2 separate regions of the Homo sapiens genome follow, and region 2 is linked to region 1. Evidence: chromatin contacts called from ENCODE Hi-C or POLR2A ChIA-PET data. All regions are on one chromosome and are shown on one strand. The core of a region is the stretch at or near the end of the contact, and the rest is flanking DNA. Distances in the headings are between cores, read along the strand shown.

What was found. Hi-C counts contacts between places; a loop is a spot of excess contacts on that map. ChIA-PET counts read pairs that join two places held with the same protein, here RNA polymerase II (POLR2A). Pooled maps may share reads with other maps.
Region 2: a map of CD8-positive, alpha-beta T cell shows a loop between it and region 1 (3-fold over the local background). The contact joins the promoter of VEZF1 here to the promoter of DYNLL2 in region 1. A Hi-C loop is called at or near these places in 5 of 168 maps with a recorded cell type or tissue (CD4-positive, alpha-beta T cell, CD4-positive, alpha-beta memory T cell, CD8-positive, alpha-beta T cell and 2 more), 1 of 37 single-sample maps with no recorded cell type and 14 of 50 pooled maps. POLR2A ChIA-PET finds 5 or more read pairs at or near these places in 26 of 52 experiments (A549, A673, AG04450 and 21 more).

What each region holds. Positions count from the first base shown.
Region 1 is chr17:58,081,422-58,086,770 of GRCh38, reverse strand. DYNLL2 (dynein light chain LC8-type 2) reads right to left here and starts at 3,352. Exons shown (of 3, transcript NM_080677.3): 1 at 3,088-3,352. It overlaps DYNLL2-DT (DYNLL2 divergent transcript), which reads left to right and starts at 3,567. Exons shown (of 3, transcript NR_110809.1): 1 at 3,567-4,055; 2 at 4,155-5,349. RefSeq lists silencers at 2,563-2,692, 2,733-3,152, 3,193-3,252, 3,263-3,612 and an enhancer at 3,329-3,623.
Region 2 is chr17:57,986,245-57,991,593 of GRCh38, reverse strand. VEZF1 (vascular endothelial zinc finger 1) reads left to right here and starts at 3,340. Exons shown (of 6, transcript NM_007146.3): 1 at 3,340-3,515. The coding sequence starts at 3,483. It overlaps LOC101929185 (a long non-coding RNA gene), which reads right to left and starts at 3,484. Exons shown (of 1, transcript XR_001752716.3): 1 at 560-3,484. It also overlaps a transcript of SRSF1 not described here. RefSeq lists enhancers at 2,738-2,877, 2,898-2,947 and silencers at 3,098-3,377, 3,448-3,927, 4,008-4,077.

The DNA of each region.
Region 1 (5,349 bases), core at 2,103-4,602:
CATCTACTAGCTGTGTCGTTGGGCAAGTTACTTAATCCTTGTGTTTTTATGTCATTATCTGTAAAATGGGGACTAAGGGTTGTCCTGAGAATAAACCAGGTGTCCTAACATTTGAACAGAATTAAGTCCCTGATTTAATGACCATTCATTACATCATTGGCATCATAGCAGAAAGAAGCTGGACTAGGACTCAGTAGGCCTGACTCCTGGTCCTGAGTTTATCTCTCGTGGTCTTAGACAAGTCACTTGGCCTTCCTACATTTGATTATTTTCATTTTAGCAGGTGAGGATAGCTCTCTATCGCGAGTTGTTGTAAAGATTAACTGAAGTTATATGAGAGCATCTGCACACAAGGACAGTCTACAAGGGACTGTCCATCAGCCAGATCCAGCCTACCACCTGTTTTTGTAAAATAAAGTGTTGCAGGAACATGCTACGATAGCAGAGTTGAGTACTTCCAAGAAACTATTTGGCCTGCAAAGCCAAAAATATTTCCTATCTGGCCCTTCACAGAAAAATGCTGCCAACCCCTGCCCTATACAGGCCCTATTCCAGGCCACCAATGTCCAGTGGGGCAGAGATAATGATAATTATGCCTTCTCTCAAGTACTCCAGGCTGAGATGCCCGTAAGAGGTAGAGAGGGTGGGAAGGCAACCTCAGACTTGGCTGGTCGGTCACACAGGACATGTCTCTCTCTGTCCCATCCTCCCCTCTGCTTCCCCACTCTCCTCAGTACAATGTTCATTCTTTAAAGCCCAATATAATTTTTGAAAGCCCTAGATTTTGGACCCAGCTTCAACACTGATTTCTCATCTCTTTGGTGCGTTGCTTCCTCATGTCAAACTTATTCATTCATTCAAAAAGTACTGACCTATTAGGTGATGTGAAAGGTATTATGTTAGGAGACAATATCTTATTTTCCTCAAAGGAATGCTGAAGCCTTCCTTCCCCTAAAAAAACAGAGGCTTGGGAAAAACCTGGAGATAAAGCATTTTAAAAAGGTGCCTAAGAAAGGTAAAGATTTTAATAGCCTTGTTTCATATCCCTGCTATCAAGGCCATGCCATTCATGCCATAGCAACCACAGGTTCCAGGCAGACCCTGCATGGACCCTTCTTGGGACGAGCGGAATCTCAGGACGTGCCTGACAGGTGGCAACATGTGAGGTACTATGCAGGAACAGAGGGGATGAGCCCTTTGTCCTTGACCACAGTCCCAACACATGGAGCAGTAACTATCTCCCCCATCATCCCACCCCTAAAAGCACCCCTCTGTGGCCCAGCCCAATGGACAAGAGATGCTGTCATTCCAGCTCTATCTGATGGAAGGCTACACAGGAGGCTGCCTGCTCAAGGACATATCCTTGGTATCATTCCAGGCCACCTTGATCTCGGAGTTCACAATAGCCTGTGGGCTAGATGGCTGAAAGGGAAAACAGAACTCACCACCACCATTTCAGCCTGCACCACATGCAGAGAATGCACACATGCCAGCTGCCAGCCAGGCAGCCCTTGACCGCATCCAAGGCCCCTTCATCTAGATAGCACTGCCAAACTAAGCAGGGCTGGTTCCACTTCGGCAGAAACTGGCAGAGCAAAGAGGTAGTAGACCAGCACCCTCTGCCCCCACATTCTGGAGAGGAAAAGTCAGAGCCTCAACTGGAGTCTGTGAGCACCATGTGGTGCTGAGGAAAGATTCGGAGAACCCTGTTCAAGGAATGACTAGTTACGTGACCTTGGGCAAATCAACATCTTCATTTTAAATACTAATGGTTGAAATGAGATAAATGGGGTAAACTCAAATGGGTCTGAGCAAAGGTACAACAGCAGCACAGGGAGAAAGGTTCTTACATTATAAGGCTCTGTATAAGTGAAGAAAAACTAGTGTCACCTGGTGGCCTATTCCAGGTTACCACTCAGAAGGGGGCACTGTTTACAAACCCAGGGGTGGGGGTGGGGCCTGGTTAGACAGCAAAGTGAAAGTATGAAATTGGCACCATTTTGCCTGCAAGCTCACCTGCTCCACTGCCTCATTCCCAAAGTCCAAAGGAGCAACTTTGTTACAGTAATTAAAAGCCACCTTACTCTCCAGGAAAGAGCCTGCGGTTACATAATATTGGTCTTACGACTACAATGGCCCCCCAGGCATCTGAGAGAGGTGAAGCCCAACCCCTACCACCCCTGTCCAAGGTGCCGGTAAGCAAAGCACAGGAAGGTGTCCAGCCTAGCCCCTCCCTCCTTGGGAAAAAGCAAGGGACCTGGGCCTCCAGATAGGAGGAAGATGGCCAGAGGGCCCCAGGCCAGCAGCCTCAGTCACGAGCCAAGGCTCCTGTGAAAAGCACAAAGGGCACCCCAGGACAGCTCCCATCCTCTATTCCTGGTTTTGCAACCAAAAAAAAAGGCTAAATCTCCGAATGACACGGACCACCATCCCCACCCGCCAATACACACACACTTCTACTTCCCTCTTCGGGCTCTCCAAGTGGGCCGTATCCCTCCACTATCCCATCCTCCAGAGCGCTGCGGTCCCGAAGGGCAGCACCTGGGGAACGAGGAAGCATCCTCCTTCCCCCCGACCTCCCGCCCGCGCCGCCGGCCAGGTCCGCAGGCCCCGGCCGGTCGGCCGCCCTCCCCCACCCGGCCTGGAACAGCGCCGGAGTGACTGGGCGTCCTCGCTGCAGGAAGGACGCCCCAGAGGGTGGCGGTGGCGGCAGGAGGAGCCGCGTCACGCCCGAGCCCTCTCCACCCCCTCTTCCCCGGCCCCTGACATCAGGGGCCTCCACGCAGCGCAGAGAGACTCCCGGGGGCGGGGGCAGCGGCAGCTCCGCAGCCCGGGCCTCCAGCAGCGCCACGAGGGTGGCCGGGGCAAAGGGTGGCGCAGCCCGGGCTGCGCCGAGAGGGAGGGGCGGCGGGGGCGCGCTGCGCTGCCCGGACCGTCAACGCCAAGGGCTGCGGGGCCAGCCCTGTTCCAGGCCTTGGGGCCGGCTAAGGAGGCCGCAGGGCCACCGCGGCGAGGGCCGGGTCGTGTAGAGTCGCACGCGACGGACACAGGCCCGCCACCCGGGGGACGCCCCCACCCACCGCTCACCTTCACGGAGGCGAGTCCGCACTGGGCCCTGGGGAGGAGCGATGGCCCGAGGCAGAGCACAGGCAGGGGCGGTGTTCCCTGGGCTCCTCCTGCAGCTGCAGCAGCCGCCGCCGCCGCGGTCTCCGGCTCCCGCAGCCCGAGGCCGATCGCTCCCTGCCGCGGTCCGCCCTTGGAGTTTCGCCGGCCGCCCGCGCTCCGCCTCACGCCGCCCGCCCGCCCGCCCGCTCCGCACTGGCGCCTCACAGCTCCGCTCCGCTCTGCCGCTGAGCGCGGCCGACGCGCGGCCCCCGCTGAAATAGTGCCCCGCCCCCGCCCCCCCGCCGCGCGCGCCGCCGTCCGCGCTCCCCATTGGCTGAGCCCGCCCGGCCCCGCACTGCGGGCTTCTCCCCGCGCCGCTCTCGCCCCACATCTTGTTTCCTCCCACAATGCCTCGGGGCGGAGGGAGGGGGTGGGGAGGAGGAGCTGGAGCGGGTGGGGGAGGGAGCCGTGGCCTTAAGAAAGGAGAGGAATGCGGACCCCTCCCCCCGGGGCTGGAGAGGCCAGGCCTGAAAAGGAATAAAGAGACATGGTCCTGAGAGAGGAGGAGAGGGAAGGGTGTGGAGACCCCCAGTCCCAAGGAGAAAAAAGGGAGAGGGGGATGGAGATTTCAGACCCAGGGAACAGATGGGGCTGAGGTAGAGACCCCAACCTTAGAGAGGGGAGGAGATGAAGTCACCAGCCTCAGAGGAAAAGACAGGACACTCCCTCCTCCCGTATCTGTGAGAAAGAGAGGGACAGCCAGCCCTATGGAGAGGGAGAGGCATAGGAGCCCCAGGACTCCCTCCCCTCACCTTCCGGGAAGGTCCCTTCTTCCTCCTTTGTTCTTTGAGGCTGAAGGACCTAAACTCCCAGCTGGGCCCCCAGCCGGTATTTGTCTACAGGAGCAATGGAGACAGAGCCGAAGCAAAATTGATGGGGATGTGTCTTTGGTACGCAGGCCTCTGCTGTCCTTGCACATTTATGGCCTTGGGGTCCTGGGATGGGGGTGAGAGTGAGCGATTTCTTGTCGTCTGTCCCTGCCTGTCCAGGTAGACAAGGTTGGAGGAGAGTGAATAGAAGCCCCCAGAGGTGGTGCCTGTCAGAGCTGTGAGGAGCCTTCAAAAACCACCCATCCACACCCCTCACTTTATAAAGGAGAGAATCCAAGTACAGAGAGCCCTGCCAGATCCCGCAGGTCAGGCTTGACTTGCTTCTAGCTGAAAAGAGGTGCACCCAGGAAGCAGCCCCTCTGGAGGCTCAAGAGACTACTTCTGGGAGAGTGGGTGTGAACGTGCGCGTTGGGAGCCTGCCTGCCCTCACTCCATCCCACTCCCAGGAAAGATCCTCAGGCCTGCGGTTTTCTTTCTGGTCTGTTTTATACAGAAGTGTCTACCTCAAGGGCTGACGAGCCTTTATTGGGAACCAAGCATTTTGGCCATACAGTAGGGATTAAGAAGCTGCCGGGGATAGCTCCCACTCCCATCTTTTCCCCTTCGCCTCTCCAAACCATGGTCAGGAAGTCAGACTTGCCCTGGCCCTGGCCTGCTCTGGTTTGAAGCATCAAAAGTTAGTGTTCGTTATGTGTCAGGGGAAACCTGGAAAAATCATTCCCTCTGGTTACTGCTTTCCACAGTTCTGTCCTCTAACAACCTCAGTTGGGGGATTTCAGAGACCAGTTAAGGCCTGGGGTATCCCCTCACACTAAGGGTTTTCTGATGTCAGTCTTTGTGTTCATGAATGGGAGGCGTGGCCTCTATGGGAGGAAGGGAGGGAGACGAGGAAGGATGATTTATACACTTAGGGCTTGTGCGGGGCTAATCGCCTGGACTGCCTGGAGAAAGCGAAGCTAGTACCCCCTTTCTCCAACAGTCCTTAGTTTCCAGGCCCTTCCAGGGCCTGAAGGTCAGATCTGCCACGTATGGTTGCACAGGTCATTCACTGCGCAAGAGTATCCAACCGATGGAGCAAGCGGGTGCTAAAATACAGCCGGCACACTGCTTGCTAGCCTGTGTGTCACGGTACAAGCCAGTGTCCAACCAGAAGATGACTTCTTTCAAGTGTTCCCAAGGGTTACTATGAGCTAGCAGTGGCCCTTCAAAGGCCATGCTGCCAGGGCATAAATCCTCCCTCTCCCTGCTCCCCTTCCCTGAAGTATAATAGGGATAAGAGCTTGCTCATTTCCAGGCTGTGGTGTGGTGGACAGAAGGGCACGAAGAACTTCAACTAACAGAAGTCAGAGCCACG
Region 2 (5,349 bases), core at 2,091-4,590, 95 kb after region 1:
CTGATATGGAAGGGTTATTTCTTTCTGGCCAATACTTTTTGGTATTTCTAAATATTGCAATCTTGATTTTTACTATTAAATTTGTTAATTGTCAGTTCTGGCTTTTTTGCATAAAGAGTTGGTCCATTAACTTGCCAATTTGAAGCTTCTAACTAGATATTCCCTACTGAAAGTTTTGGATTTGTTTTTAGTTTGTGGAGCAGTCTTAGCTGGGGACAGGTAATTGACAACGGCAGAGATACTTTCTTTTCCTAGGATTCTAAGTCTGTAATCCACATCCTCAATGTATTCACAGGACTTTAAAATTCTCTCCAAATGAGGAAGGAAATATCCTGTTGCTTTCTAATGTTTACTAAAAGTTGTGTTTAGAACAACAGATTTTAATAGGCATCTTCCTTTGTTATGTGTCATTAGCCCTTTGCCCGTTTACCTTAGGGCTCTTTGAAGGAGAAATGGATGGGAGAAAACCTGTCACTTGGCGAAAGTAAAAGGGATAATTAACTGGCTCAGAGCTTATGTGCAGAGTTCCAAGCCCCAAAGTTAATCTAGAACCACTCGATAACACCAATAAAAATATTTATTTCACATCTGTTATATATCTGGAAAATGTTCTAAGCATCTTACACATATTTCTCATTAAATCCACAGGTGACCATTGTGAGGTAGATATTTTGTTCTAATTTTCCAGATGAGGAAGCTGAGACCCTAAAAGGTTAGGTGACAGGTTATACAACTTGGAGTGTGGGAGGAGGAGAGAGGAACCTGAACAGGGCAAGTTGGGGATCTGACTTTTGTTTGGGTAGATGTAGGCACATTGTATTTTTGGCTTAGATGCTTTATTCATCATGGCTGAAGGTAATACCATTTACTCACTCACCGAAAATTGTTTACAATAATCTAGATGAATTTGCTGTCTTTGGACATCTGTCTTTTGACTGGACCCCAGTATATAGTCTGTGGAAGCTCACTTAAGGAGAGAGCTCCTTTTTGTTTGGTTAGAGAAATTTTCTGTCCTAAAAGTAGAAATAGCCCCTTCTAGGTAAGGATGGAGCATTTGATCATACTGGTTTCATTATATTCCTCTAACAGTTGGAACCGATTGTTTTTGAGTACTTGTTTCAAACTTCTGAGTATTTTCCTTCTGGAAAATAGCTCAGTGTTTAAAATTTACATGAACTTAAAAGGTTAATTTTTTTTTAAAGAATGTTTGAGGAGCAATCAATTCTGATTTTGTCTTATGGATAGAAATAGAATTAGCCATTTTCCTCAAGAAAAGTGATTCTTCTGAATCTTAGCTTTTCAGTAATGAGAACTGGACTGTTTCCACTTGACCTCTATTTCCTGTTAGTGGGAAACCGCTTCCCAGAGGTGCTGTGTGAAAGATTGCTGGGGAAAGGGTTTCTAGATCCCAGCATAACAAGTTCAAGAGTCCAGCGATATTGTCATTAGAATAATGGTCTTCATTAAGTACTAGTTTTCATAATCCTGAAGCTTCATTTTCACCAATTTGAAAGGCAGCTAGGGAGGAGAAGACTATGCAGGGAAGGAGGAAAACTCTGGAGTGCATCACAGAGACCTTGAGTGAGTTAAGGCAGGGAAGAAGCAGATTTGCTATCCACTGAATGAAAATAAGAAGAATTCCATTGTCCAAGGTCAGAGCAAGAACACAAAGGTTTTAGTTTACTTAGTTAATTCCTTAGGTTTGGACATTACAGGAGACATGGGGGTGACCATAGCAATTTAGCTGATAAATGTATCAGAAACTCTTTCATCATTTTCTGTCCCCTCCTATCTTAGGCTGACCGGTTCCCTGATGTGTTACCTGCTTCTGCTACTGATCCAAACTGCAGAACTTCTCATTCATCCCCAAGGCCTCCAGGCAGTATCCAATGGGGAATCAGCTCTAAAAGGAACCAGACCAACGTTTTCCAGCCCCTTCATTCTGGTGACTGAGGGGAGGAAAGAATGGGAGGGGGTATTCTTGTCTAGTGGATGGAAAGGAAACACACTGTCAAATTACTATATCTCCTTGGTTTTCTATTACAGTAGAATTCTCCAGCCATATTTTTATTGTCTATGGGGGAAGTTGGAGATGGTGACCTTGATTAGAAGTGTCTGGAGGGGGATAAATGGAGGGGATAAGATTCAGTTGGTTTTGGAAAATGTTAAAGTCTTAAAATAATGCGTCCATCTGAAGAATTTTTTCTAAAACCAGAGTTTATAAAAATATCACTGATACAGCCTGCCCCCTCATTTCCCTGCCACAGGAGATGTCTTGGACTAGAGACACTTGTTTAATAATAGCTTGTCTCTGATATTCCCAGTAGCTTCCCTCTGTGTGAGGAAAGGATAGAAATGTTCAGGACATCATCATACAGGCTCCTCATCTACAAAGTTCCAGTAGCAGTGACGCCTACACGGAAGACTTGGAACTGCAAACAGGCTGGGGTCACCTCAGTGACATCTGACGCTGTCCAACCAGAAGTTCGATTTTTGTTCTGGGGGTGAAGGAGGAAACAGACTGTACTAAAGGACTAAAATAATTTGTCTATACTATCTCACTTGTTTTTATTTTTGGCGGGAGAGGAGGGGTGTTGGGATAGAATTTCACATCCTATCTTGGAGTGAAGGGGAGGATGGGGAGGCTCAGCCCTTCACCCAAGAATAACCCAGTAATGACATCTCTACGCGTGGGAAGTGTTTCCCTCCACACTGAGAGGATCTGAGGCTGCACCCCAGTGGGATTCCCTGCTTGAGTTGGAAGGCCATCTCGCCATGAGATGCATATCATAGCGAGAGCGCAGAGGGCTTAGCCGGCCGGGGAGGAAATGCCAAAAGGAAGAGAGGCTCGAAGTCGAAAGGGCTTCCCCCAGTTTGGAGGTGGGGACCATGCTGTGCATGAGCGACTGAAGAGCCGAGTGTCCGCCGTGGCCTGTGCCCTCCGCTGAGGGTCTAACAGGGACGCGACGGTGCTGGACACCGTGTCTGAGTCACGGGAGACGGCCCAGCTGTGCCCAGCGGGCCAGCGCCAGACCCTGGCGTCCTCCATCTTCTCTCCTGAGCTCCCCCTGCTCCAGCTGCCTGAGCCACGGACCGCAGCACCACACACCCCCGCGGGGGGGGACGCCGCGCCCCATCCCCGCCCCGGGCCCCACCCCAGCCCCCCCGCGGGGGCCCTGACCCCACCGCCAGCGGGCACTGGCTGAGCTCCGAGGCGGCGAGCCGGCAGCGGGGACGCCCAGAGGGGGTCCGGGCGACTGGGGGCGGCGGCGGCCGGGCCGGGGCTCCCCCCCCGCCCGCGCTCGCCGCCGCGGTGGTGCGTCCCGGAGGTTACCGGAAGTGGCCGCGCTCGGCGCTGCCATGTTGAGGAGCCGCCGCTGCCGTTGCCGCCGCCGCCGCCGCCGCTTTGTTGTCGCCTCCTCCGGCTGAGGAGGCTCCCCGAGCGGGGGGAGTGGGGAGGAGGGGGGTCGGCCGCCGCAGCCATGGAGGCCAACTGGACCGCGTTCCTGTTCCAGGTACTGGGGGCCCCCCCGGGGGGGCACGGGGGGGACAGGGGGGCCGGGCCCCGGGCTGGCGGGCGGGCGGGCGCTCCTCCTCCCCTCCCTCCCGGCTCCGCTCTCCGGCCCGGCCTTAATCCCCCTTTGTTTTTCCGCCCGCCCGCCCCGGCGAAGCGGGGCTGCTGAGGTGAAAGGAGGCGGCCTCACGGGGTGCGGGGGAGATAGCAGGCCGCGGGGTGAACCCGGGGGCCCCCCAGCACACACACGCACACACACACACTCACACACACCCTTCCCTCTCGCTCTGAAGGGGAAGGGAGGAGGCCGGTCGCTGTCACCACCCCGCGGCCCAGAGAAAGGAGGGCGCCGGGCCGCTGGATAGCGCGGGCTGCTGGGCCATTGCGTGCCGGCCCGGTCCCCCACGGTGGGGTGAGGAGGTCCCCAGGTCCTGCCCTGAGTCTCCTCCCCGCCACTTCATCCATCTTTCGCTTGTTCTCTTTTCACCTTCCTCGTCTTTTTGTGTGTGTGCGTGCGTGTGTTGACTTTCTGACCCCCTCCCGTGTCCCCGCGAATAGCGGGTATCCCCAGGTTCCCCGCCACTCCCCCTCACCGCCACCACCCCTCTCGTGTTTACCCAGTTGGGGGGGCGGATGTTGTGAGTGTGTATCCCCTCCCCAAACTTTTTCACTGGATTTACATTTTTTTTTCCCAAGTCTCAGCCGAGCCTTGGCAGCTGACACCTTCTCCCTCTGTCCAGCTCTCCCGCCGTCCCATTCAGCCTGGGGAATCCCCCAGCCGGGCCGGCCCGGGGCAGGCGGGGAGCGGTGGGGGCCGGGACTCCTGGAGGCCCGACCTTCTCCCGAAGCGCTTTTCTTTCTCGCCCACCTCGAACGTTTCCTCCAACCAAGTGGAGAGAGCAAACAAAGTCCGCTTACAAAGCCCCCAGATGAGTCACTCTCTGGGATGTTGGTCTTCGCTTTTTTGCAAGAAACTTGAAAGTGACTGTAGCCGATGTGTTTTGGCAATTCTCTTGCCCGCCCACTTTAGATGGGGGACCCCTGTTTGGCAGATCTAGGCTGGAACTTATTTTTTTCCTACTTCGTTTCTGTTTGCAAAACGAAGCATTCAGTGGGCAGTAGCGATGAGCTCACGGGGAAACTTCGGAACTGGAGGAGGTTAGGAAGCTCGTCACTTTTAAGTGCGTTCTTCCCGCCTCTCTGAGTTATTTTCCTTTGAATACTTCGTGAAATCCCAAACGCGTAGCTGGGGCGCTTGATACCTTTTGAAACTAACAGGAACGGATGCAGAATTTTCAAAAAATTATTCTCCCAGCCACTGGATTCATCCTAGTGGAGTTAATATAGAGAATTGGATAACTCAGAAATTACCTACTGTGTAGACTGGCCTGTTGTTTTAAGACATATTTTTTCAAATGTGGGCAATTTGATCTTTAAGTAGTTATGGAAATATATTTGGGCTTCTTAAAATCTAAAATACCCAACATTATGGAATTCATGAACTTCCCCCTTTTCTCATTCTGATCAGTGTTGTTTTATTGTACTTTGATGAGCTTGCTAATAATGTGATAAACCAACTTGAAAATGCATTGGAAAAGAAATGATATATAACTAGCATGCATCCAGGTTGGTGTAAAGGTGGCAAATACTTTCCCCAGAAAAAAGCTCAAATGGTTATTTTAAAATATGGGATTGATGTGCCACTGAAGTGATTTTCGTGTGATTAAAAACCATATTAAGCATGGTGTCTATAGAGATTGAAAAAAAAAAGTGTTCTTCATGTAAAGGAAAAACCCATAACACATCTTTGGAAAGCTGGTTGAAAAATCTTTTGA